2 separate regions of the Homo sapiens genome follow, and region 1 is linked to region 2. Evidence: read pairs that join two places in POLR2A ChIA-PET (ENCODE). Cell type or tissue: MCF 10A. All regions are shown on one strand. Each heading gives the region's core, and the rest is flanking DNA. Links, peaks and the distances in the headings are about the cores only. Region 1 has its middle 76 kb from the start of PRICKLE2. Region 2 has its middle 83 kb from the start of PRICKLE2-DT.

The links. ChIA-PET counts read pairs that join two places held together with the same protein. Peaks named below come from ENCODE experiments on the same cell type or tissue, not always from the same donor. Only the 100,000 strongest peaks of a DNase experiment are listed, where the experiment ranks them.
Region 1: POLR2A ChIA-PET joins it to region 2 with 5 read pairs; 5 of 35 experiments call an interaction of 5 or more read pairs at or near these places.

Annotation. Positions count from the first base shown.
Region 1 is chr3:64,298,730-64,304,112 of GRCh38, reverse strand. No RefSeq gene overlaps it. Among named protein-coding and RNA genes, the nearest start is that of PRICKLE2, 76 kb to the right of the region's middle. In MCF 10A, for the core only: no CTCF peak of the experiment used is centred there; a DNase peak (open chromatin) is centred at 3,152.
Region 2 is chr3:64,359,935-64,365,317 of GRCh38, reverse strand. No RefSeq gene overlaps it. Among named protein-coding and RNA genes, the nearest start is that of PRICKLE2-DT, 83 kb to the left of the region's middle. In MCF 10A, for the core only: no CTCF peak of the experiment used is centred there; a DNase peak (open chromatin) is centred at 3,117.

The DNA of each region.
Region 1 (5,383 bases), core at 185-5,184, 61 kb after region 2:
GACTTGTTGGGGAATGCTGCATAGGGCAGGATGCACATGCATTAGAGGAACGGCCCGTGACCACCAGCTGGGCGTCAGCCGGGAAATGTGGCTGACATCTCTCAAGAGGACCACCAATGACTAGGGCAGCTGGGTGCCATCTATTCACACCAAATGCACAAAAAAGAATCATGTTAGGTATCCCTGTTTTAAGTGTAATTCGAATGTGGGTTAGCTTTTTCTATAATAATACAGCATAACAATCCACTCCTAAGTGACCTGTAATGGTGATCCTTTCTTCCTTTTCATGTCAGCTTCTCTAGGATGGATTGGCCGAGGGGCTCTGTCTTAAGGTGTGAATTGAGCTATTTTTGTTCATGTGGGTTGGCCTCTCATCTGCTCCTTTGTGTTTAATCTGGTACCCAGGCTGCAAGAACAGCAACTACCTGGGGAAATTTTTCCTCACGTCAGGGAATGAAGTAACAGAGAGCAACGTGCAATGCTGATGTGTGCTCTAGGACTCGGCTTCTATCAGGGCTACTAACATCCTGTTAGCCAAAATGAGTCACATGTCCAAGCCCAACATCAGTGAGGGAGAGGGTAATCTTCCTAAGGAGGTATCTTGCAGAGAGTGAACATTCTTTTTTTTTTAGACAGAATCTCGCTCTGTCACCCAGGCTGGAGTGCAGTGGTGTGATCTCCGCTCACTGCAACCTCTACCTCCTGGGTTCAAGTGATTCTCGGTCCTCAGCCTCCTGAGTAGCTGGGATTACAGGTGTGTGCCACCACACCCAGCTAATTTTTGTGTTTTTAGTAAAGATGGGGTTTTACCATGTTGGCTAGGCTGGTCTTGAACTCCTGGTCTCAAGTGATCCGACCATCTTGGCCTCCCAAACTGCTGGGATTACAGGCATGAGCCAACATGCCTGGCCGAGAATGTATATTGTTGATCAATCATCTAATCTGCCACAAAGGCCAAAAAAGAGGCACATCTTATCTTTCCTATCATCTTCCTTGTCCCTAGGATCAGAGCAGGAAGCAGGAATTTCAGGGGTATTCATGAAGGAAGACCAGATTCTACTCCAAGCTTTTGGGCCACTCATAATGGTGGGATGGAGGAAAGAACGTTGATCAAAGTACAAAATAGAAGTTTTACAAAGATCAGGGCTTAGCTTTGAAAAACCAGAATGAGCTACTTCCAATAGTTGGAAGTTACTGAAAAATTATAGACTTGAATTAAGATGTTTGTTGAGACAGCTGTCCACCCAACAGGACAGGGGAGTTTGACACAGCACAGTTGAATGCTGAGATTGGTGAAAATGATGTCATTCCATATTTATACCTCCATGTACCCAAGACCCCTTGGTAACCTGTTACATAGGTTTGCTTTGATGTCATTGAGGGAAATGTTTTTGTAGATCTTTGTCTGGTGGGTAGTTGTAAGTACATTTCACGTGAGTTGTGCCTGAGGAAATTCACTGAGTTGGCAAAACAAAAAGGATCAAAACTGGATGTCTCTATGAAGTCTTTCCCTTACTCTACTGTAAGAGGTAGCTTCTCCTCTTTGTGATTCTAGTTGCCAATCTGTTCATGATAGATAACGCTGCCTTTTCATAGAGTAATATTCCTCAAAGTATGTTTCACAGGCCTCCAGTTTTGAATCATGTTAAAAAAGGCTCTCTGGCAGAGAGGATTCTATGGTGAAATGAATTTGGGAAAGAAATATAATAGTTATCTTCACTGCAGGTCTTCTCAGAGCCTTTAATATGCTAATGCTCATTGTAGATATCTAACAAGGGAAATAGTTTGTACTGATTTTTAAAATATAATTTTTACTAGAAACATTTTTTTTTCTTCAAGGAATACCAAATCTGCAAATGATGATGCAGCACATGCTGCCCTAGGGAATATATGGGATAAATTGTATTAAATTACTTTGGGTTTTGGGCAAAAGTGCTAAATAAGTTCATGGGTATTTTTTCATTTTTACTGAAGACTTCTCTTTAATAAGATCTGTTTAAAACAGATCACCTCCACTAAAATCTACATCAACTGTGAGCCTGGCAATAAAATCAGTTTCCAACCGGAAAATCTGCCAGTGGTAGGATCTGGGAGAAAATGTTGAAAGAAATAAAATCAATGAAACAGTTAACACATATCATGGTTGATTTTTCTCATTTCCAGGCTAAAGAATCATAGTTTTTTCCTACTGTGTAGCTAAGTTTTGTTTCAGACTAACCATCTCTGTTGAGAAATTTGATGGAATTGTTTGATTCTTGGCTCCATTAACACAGTTTTCCTCTCTTCTCAGCTGCAACTCCATTGCCAATCCCTCAGTGACATTTCTGGGCATATTCATTTTCTCTCACTCCATTTTTCTTTGCCCACAGCCCCAATCAATCAACAGCCCTGGAAAAGTCCTGCCATCTGTTTTATGCTATTGATCCTGTGTTGCCATGTTTTCTAAGGGAAGACTCTCAGCCATGTGGACGACATTCCTACACATATGTGGTTTCCTATTTTAGCTGGTCCTCTCTTCTACTTGTCAGCTTTGCCATGCCGAGTCTTCAAATGGGTCCTTCTTTCCCACTCCATTCCTTCCCTCAGCATAAAAAATTAGAGGTACTCATGGGTGATATCCTCAGCTTCATTCTCTTTCAATTCTAGACATACCTGCTTCATCGTTTCCCCCCCTTGCTTCTTTCTCATAAGGGCAGAGAAAGCCTGAAAACAACCCCCCATAATAAAAAAAATAGCTAATTGATTTAATATCCACAACTCCTTAAAGTAGGTACTATCATTATGTCTACTTTACAGATGAGGAAACTGAGGCACAAAGTAGTTAAATAATTTGCAAAGGTCACACAGTTAACCACACAGTGGTTAAATAATTTACAAAGGTCACACAGCCGGGATTTAATCCAGTAGTCTGGCTGCAGGATCCAGGCAATGTTTGTTTTTTTTTTTTCCCTCATTTCTACCAGCTTTTTTTTTTTTTTTTCAAACAGCTTTGTTGAGCTTTGATTCACATGGCATAAAATTCTCCCTTTTAAAATGTACAATTTAGTGGATTCTAGTATATTCACAGAGTTGTGCAACCAACACCAGTATCCAATTCCAAAATATTTTCATCACCTCAGAAGAAACTTTGTGTCTAATAACAGTCATTCCCCCATTGTCCCATGCTAACCACTAACCCACTTCCTGACTCTGGATTTGCCTATTCTGGGCATTTCATATAAATGGAATGATACAACATGTGTCTCTTTGTGGCTGCCTTCTTTTCCTTAACATAATGTTTTAGAGGATCATCCATGTTGTAGCAGGTATCAGTATTTCATTTCTTTTTATTGCTGAAAAATATTCTCTTGTATGGATATACAACATTTTGTTTATCCATTTATCAGCTGATGGACATTAGGATTGCTTTTACCTTTTGGCTGTTGTAAAGATGCTGCTGTTAATATCATGTCCAAGTTTTTGTGTATATGTATATTTTCATTTCTCTTGGGTATATGCTTAGGAATGAAATTGCTGGGTCACATGGTAACTACAGATTTAACATTTTGAGGACCTGTCAAATGGTTTCCAAAGCAGTTGTACCATTTTACAATTCCACCAAGAATGTCTGAGGGTTCACATTTTTCCATATCCTTAACAACACTTGTCTTTTCATTATTGCATGCCAGTATGTATAAAGTGGTATCTCATGGTTTTTATTTATGCTTCCTTAATGACTAATGATGTTTTACATCTTTTCATATGTTTATTGGCCAATTGTATATCTCGTTTGCAGAAATACTCATTAAAATCTTTGCCTTTTTTTGTTTTTTTGAGATGGAGTCCCGCTCTGTCTGTCGCCCAGGCTAGAGTGCAGTGGCGCAATCTTGGTTCACTGCAACCTCTGCCTCCTGGGTTCAAGAGATTCTCCTGCCTCAGCCTCCTGAGTAGGTGGGACTACAGGCACATGCCACCACCCCTGGCTAATTTTTTATATATTTAGTAGACACAGGGTTTCACCATGTTAGCCAGGATGGTCTCGATCTCCTGACCTCATGATCTGCCCACGTTGGCCTCCCAAAGTGTGGGATTAAAGGTGTGAGCCACCACGCCTGGCCGTCTGTTGCCATTTTTAATTGGATTATTTTTCTTTTTGTTGTTTAGTTGTAAGAGTTCTTTTTATATTCTAGATACAAGTCTCTTATCGAATATATGATTTACCAATATTTTTCTCCTCTTCTTTGGTTGTTTTTTTTACTTTCTTGAAACACAAAAGTTTTTTAACTTTGATGAAGTCCAATTTGTCTATTTTTTCTTTTGTTTATGATTTTGATTTTATATCTAAGAAACTGTTGTCTAATGTGAGGTCATGAAGACTCACTCCTATGTTTTCTTCTAAGAGTTTTATAGTTTCAGCTCTTACATTTAGGTCTCTAATTCATTTTGAGTTAATTTTTTATGTAGTATAAGGAAAGAACTCAATTTCATTCTTTTGCATGTGAATTTCAGTACATCTTATAGGGCATATCTGCTAGCAATAAATTATCTCAATATTGGTTTATCTGGGGATGTCCTAATTTCTTCTTTGTTTGTAAGGATAGTTTTGCTGGATTCTTGGTTGACAGTCTATTCCTTCAGCACTTTGAAAATGCCATCCCACTACTTTCTGGCCTTCATGATATAAGATAAGAAATAAACTCTTCATATTATAGAGGATCCCTTGCACATGATGAGTCACTTTTTTCTTGCTGCTTTCACATTTCCGTCCTTGTCTTTGCCTTTTGACAGTTTATGGTGTGCCTAGAAGTAGATATTTTTTAATCTATTCCATTTGGGTTTTGTTGAGCTACTTGGATGTGTAGATTAATTAATATTCCTCATTAAATTTGGGAAGTTCTTGGCCATTACTTCTTCATGTATTCTTTCTGCTCCTTTCTTTCTCACCTCTCCTTCTGGGATTCCCCTTATGTATGTGCTGATATACTGAATAGTGTCCTGCATGTCTCTGAGGCTTTGTTCATTTTTCTATATTTTTTTCTTCTTCTTGTTCCTCAGACTAGATCATCTCAATTGGTCTGTCTCCGGCTTGCCAGCTCAAATTTGTTCTTCAACCCTCTGGTATCATTTTTCTTTCTGTTATTATGCTTTCAGCTTAAGAGTTTTAATTTATTTGGGGTTTTTTGCTTGTTTGTTTTGTTTTTTACACTTTTTATCTTTTCATTTATATTCTGCATCTATTTCATTGTTCATGAAAACAATGAGTTCATGAGAACTTTCCTTTAGTTCTTTAGATGTCGTTTTCTTTAGTTCTTTGAACATATTTATAGTAGTTGATTTACAGTCTTTGTCCTGTACATGTGGCCAACAATCATATGAAAAAAAAAACACAAACATCACTTATCAT
Region 2 (5,383 bases), core at 333-5,332:
TCAGGCTAGAGTGCAGAGATGATAGCTCACTGTAACCTCTAATGCCTGGGCTTAGATGATCCTCCTGCCTCAGCCTTCTAAGTAGCTAGGACCACAGGCACACCACTACACCCAGCTAATTTTGTAAAAAAAATTTTTGTAAAGACAAGGTCTTGTTATGTTGCTCAGGCTTGTCTTGAACTCTTGGCTTCAAGTGATTCTCCCACCTTGGCCACCCAAAGAGCTGGGATTACAGTCATGAACCACCATGCCGAGCCCCCAGTTTCCATTTTAAAACAAAGAAAGGAAACGGATTTTAACCACCTATCTGATTAACCTATAAAGAATTACCCAGCAATGGTGTCTGAGAAAGTCTTGGATAGAGACCCCGCTGGGTTCTACATGGTGTTTAGTACTATCCAGATTCTAGGAATATTTGTGGAAGGTCACAAAATGGTTTACTGGAAAGATAATGTTGAATTGTATGTAGTCTCTGGTATTTCCTGGCTCTTTGGCCTTTTCCAAGTCCTTGCTCTTTTTGATTCCTTATTCCCTCATCTATAAAATCCTTTTCCTCACAGTATTTTGGCAAGGAACTGATGCATTTATGGCCATAAAAAGAACTTGCATGGAGGTACTGTGTGCTGAACACCAAGAGCCATGTTTTAATAGTTCAAGAAATGCTCCCTGAACTTAGTAAAATTACATTGCAATGAAGGCAGTGCATTTTGGTCGGTGTGTGTATTTGGTGCATATATGTCAGAAACCGGTGTGTTTAAGAGAGGTGTTGTGATCAAAGAAGCACATTTGGCAACTGAAGGTAACTGCAAGATAACATCCATCCTTTCTTGCTCTTCTCAAACATAATGAAGGGATACTCAGAAACAGTTCTTTACAAACCCTATTTTCTCCACCTATCCGCTTCCCCCTCCCATTGTTGGTTCCTGTCTATCTTTCTCTTTCAAGTGCCTCAGAAAACACTATTCCTTCAGCACTAGCCCTCACATCTCTCCAGTTTCTCCTGCTTCATTCTCACTTTCTCTCCATTCAGCTTTTCAGAGATCTAAACAAAGTCCTCTGGAAAATGCAGCTCCTGCTCAGTCCTCAGACTTCATCGTCAGAATACAGGGAGGGTATAAGGTGGAGATGAAGACACTAGCAGGGCAAATCCAGGACTTGCATCCATAGGGTGAGGAAGGGTGGGAACATTTGTGTATCAATATTTGTCTCATCACATGGTCACCTGTACCTAATGCTGCAGTATGACCTTACAAGATGCTATGGGATTTCATAGTAATGGCCACCAACTCCATCTGGAGAAGTCCTGGGAAACCTCCCACTGGAGGTCTTAGGCTTGGAACTTGGAGTTGAGAGCCAGTGCATTAGCATGACAGCATGAAGCAGTGCACTGTGAATTAGGGAAAAGAAAGACATCCTGGGTGACTGGAATGTCAGAGACTTGGGAAGTAAAAGATAAGTGAGGCTAGACAGGGTTTTGGGGGGCTGAATATGGTATGAGCTAGCTCAACCCAGAAAATCTCTATTCCCTTGTTTCAGATGGCTCCTTAAACCTGCTAGTTGCAAATGATACTTACCTCCTATGACCCTAAGGTGAGGGGTGTGAGATGATGTGGGTCACCCTGGGCAGCCAGGCCTGACCCCACAAAAACTACAGATGTATGCTGGTAGCACCTTCCGTTTTCACAGAAGGTAGTGTTTAATGTTTATTTTCCTGGTTTCACAGTCAGATCACTTTAGGTCACAAGGGACAGAAACCAAACTTAAAGTGACTGATGCAAAAAAGAATATCAGCTCATTTAACTGAGCAGTCAGTGACTGGGGAGGTGGGGTGGGTGTAGCACTGGCTTTAGGCCTGCACACAGGTGGTATGATGATTTCAGTAGAGTTCTCCCCACCCATGAGGTTCTCTCTCCTCTCTCTCCTGCTGTCCCTGGTCTTACCTTCTCTTGGGATAGGCCCCCTTCTTGTGCTTGCAGGAGGGCCCTCAGCAGCCATAAGCTTACATTCTGTTAACATAGTACCCCAGGAAAAGAGAGATTTCCATTTCCAGACACTCCTGCATGCCTCATGAGATTTCCTTGCTCTGAGGTGAGGCACATACCCATCCCTGAACTTTCTAACCATAGGAGGATGGATGGACTATGCTGATCGGCCAATTCTGGCTCAATTTGTACTGCTGTGGGAGCTACCCACAGAGACTGGGAGCAAGAGGCAGGCGGACACCCAGAGGAAAACCTAGGTACTATTACCAGAAGAGTGAATGGATCTTGAAGAGATTTAAACAACAGATGGCCCTAACATACAGCTTCCTTTTCATCTCATATTATCATACGGATGAGCAGTGAGAAAAACGACCCCACTAGAGATCATGAATGTCACAATCATTAGGGCTTTTTATGGAGGGGAGGGGAGAGGTAGAATGACTGCAAGGAAGTAAGTACAGCAGGAAAAGATTTGCAAAGCAGCCCAGCCACTTATTGTGTTTTTTTTTTTTTTTTTTTTTTTTAGTATCTTCTTTGCTGAGGAGTCTTAAGCAAGAAGAGAACTTGATTGCATCTAACTGCTTGTAAAAGTGTTCAAAAGACATTTCATCACACAATTTAGATGGGTAAACACCTGGGAGGTGAACACTATGCATCCAAAGTGACAAACAGGGTGGGAAAGCCTTTCTTCATATTGCAGTTATTTAGGCTTTAGCCATTGCAGCCTGTGTTCATTGCTTAAACTAGAAGGAGTTGTGTTAACTCAGGACAGATGGTGCTTAATACTGACCACACATGAAGACTGGTGGCCCCAGGCTCCAAGGTCAGACAGAAGGCAAGACAGATTTGCTTCCATATGGGATGGGTACCATTAGATGCTAGGATGCTGTAGCTTAGGAGTGAAATTACGGTATTATTTTGGCTACGTGGATATTATTGTTAATCTTGGTAATTTTAACAACCTTGTCATAGCAGGGCTCTCCCATTTACCTAATGCTTTCAGACACCTCTGTTCACTTTATCCTCACAATAGTCGTGTGCAATAAAGTTTGTTTATGTCCATTTCCATAGATACTGAGTGACTGACTCAAGATCTCAAAGCTTTATTGTGTTCGGGCCAACACTTGAGGGTTTGTATCCATGGCTTTGACTCAAAATCCAGGATTGTTTCTACCATTCCGTAATCACTTGCCCAATAGCCCTCCTCAGTTATTAAAGTGATGCATTTCTTTATGTGTCAGGCTCCATAATTAGACTGTCCACATTCAAGGCTTGGCTCACCTTTCTATCCATAGGAGACTTAGTAATCTTCCCCAGCCATCCTTGACCCCATCCTTTTATCTCCAATGCACATACACCCAATGATTCAATGCAGGAGGGAAGAAAATATTAAATATTTTATTCACATTTATTTTTAGATAACTAAACTTCAGTAATCTGTAAATACTTTTATTTTGAAATAATTCTCAGAAAGTTGCAAAGGTAATACTGAGAGCTCCTACATACCCTTCTCCCTGCTTCCCCTAGGGTTAATATATTACAAAATCATTGTACAATATCAAAACTAGGAAATTAACATTAATGCAGTGCTATTAGCAAAACTATAGACCTTATTCAAAATTCAGCAGCTTTTCCATGCATGTTGTTTTTTCCTGATCCTGGATCCTAGCCAGGATCTCACATTGCATTTAGTTGTCCTGTCTCCTCTAGTCTCGTCCTCCAGTCTGCCACAGTTCCTGTCATTGTCTTTCCTAGAGTGTCCTTCCATCTGAGTTTTCTGATATGTTTGCTTGATTAAACTGAGGTGGGCTTTTTTTTTTGTTTGTTTGAGACAGGGTCTGCCTCTGTCACCCAGGCTGGAGTGCAGTGGTGCGATCTTGGCTCACTGTAACCTCCGCCTCCTTGGTTCAAGCGATTCTCCTACCTCAGCCTCCCAAATGGCTGGGATTACATACATGTGTCACCACACATGGCTAATTATTGTATTTCTAGTAGAGATGGGGTTTCACCCTGTTGGCCAGGCTGGTCTCAAACTCCTGACCTCAAATGATCCACCCGCCTCAGCCTCTCAAAGTGCTGGGATTACAGGCATGAGCCACCATGCCTGACCTGAGGTTGGCTTTTTTGACAAGACCACAGAAGCGATGCTGTGCCCTTCTCAGTGCAGCATGTTGGGGGTAGGCGATATGGTGACATTACTGGTTATGCTTACTTTGATCACTCATTTAAGGTACTGTCTACTAGGCTCCTCCACTGCAAAACTCTTTTTCTCTTTGTAATAAGTATCTTGTGGGGAGACACTTTTAAGACTTTGCAAGTATCATGTTTCTCATCATACTTCTGCCCACCCAATTTAGCCTCCATTAATGATTTTTGCTTGCAACACCTATTACTGTGCTGTTTGCTTAATGACCTTGACTATTTTAATACATAAATTCTCTTTAGTGCTTTTACTTAGATGTCATGTTACATGGTCATATGCCAAATATATTTTTCCATTTTCTTTTCCTGTTTCTCTTCACACATGTACACATTTCTTACCCATTTACAATAATAGTTCGTGGACAAGTTTATAAATACGTTGCTCCTTTAAAAAAAAACACACACACAAAAATTTTTCGGGAAGCCTATCACTGACTTATAGAATTGACAGGCGGCTGTTTCCTCAGGCCACTGAGCTCCTGAGTGCTGTGTTTCCATTCTGTTTCATGAGCAGCTTCCTGAGGCGTCTTGCTCAGTGGGCAAATCAGCATGGCGGGGGCCAGCGTCTGGCAGCACCAGTCTCCATGCATCTTGGGAAGCAGATTACGGGAAGTGATGGATGCTGAGATCGGTTTTGACAGATCTCTAATTTTCTCTCTAATTGAAAGCTGTTGTTGGAGGTGGTTCTCAGTGGTGCCTCTTGTGGGAATTGAGTTTCCGTCACCTTCTGAGCCCTTGCAGCTTTCTTCTCCTGCTGGCCTCTGTGGACTCTGGGTACTAAGGGATGAGAAGGATGCCAGGGCAGAGGAGGAGCAGTCCAGCAATAATTGTATTCTAACCTGGGGAGGAAGAACCAAGTGTCTCTTCCGTAGATGGGAGTGGATTATCTGGCATTAAAGTTCACTTGTTAGTGCTAGGTTAGCAGTAAAAAGATGAAGTTTAAAAAAAAATTAAAGATTAAAAGGTGGGAGCAGAACCTATTCTCTTTTTCATAAATGATGGTTGTTTGCTTTCAAAGTGCCTTCCAGATAGGCAAAGAACATGAACAGAAAGAAAATGTAGAGAAGCGGAATCCACATGTAGATAGGGATATGAAAAGTTCAGCTCTTGAGCAGTAAGTGCAGTGCAGATTCAAGAAAGAGTGAGGTGCCGTTTTACCTGTTAAGTCAGCAAAGGCTTTTGCGGGGAGGGAGATTTGT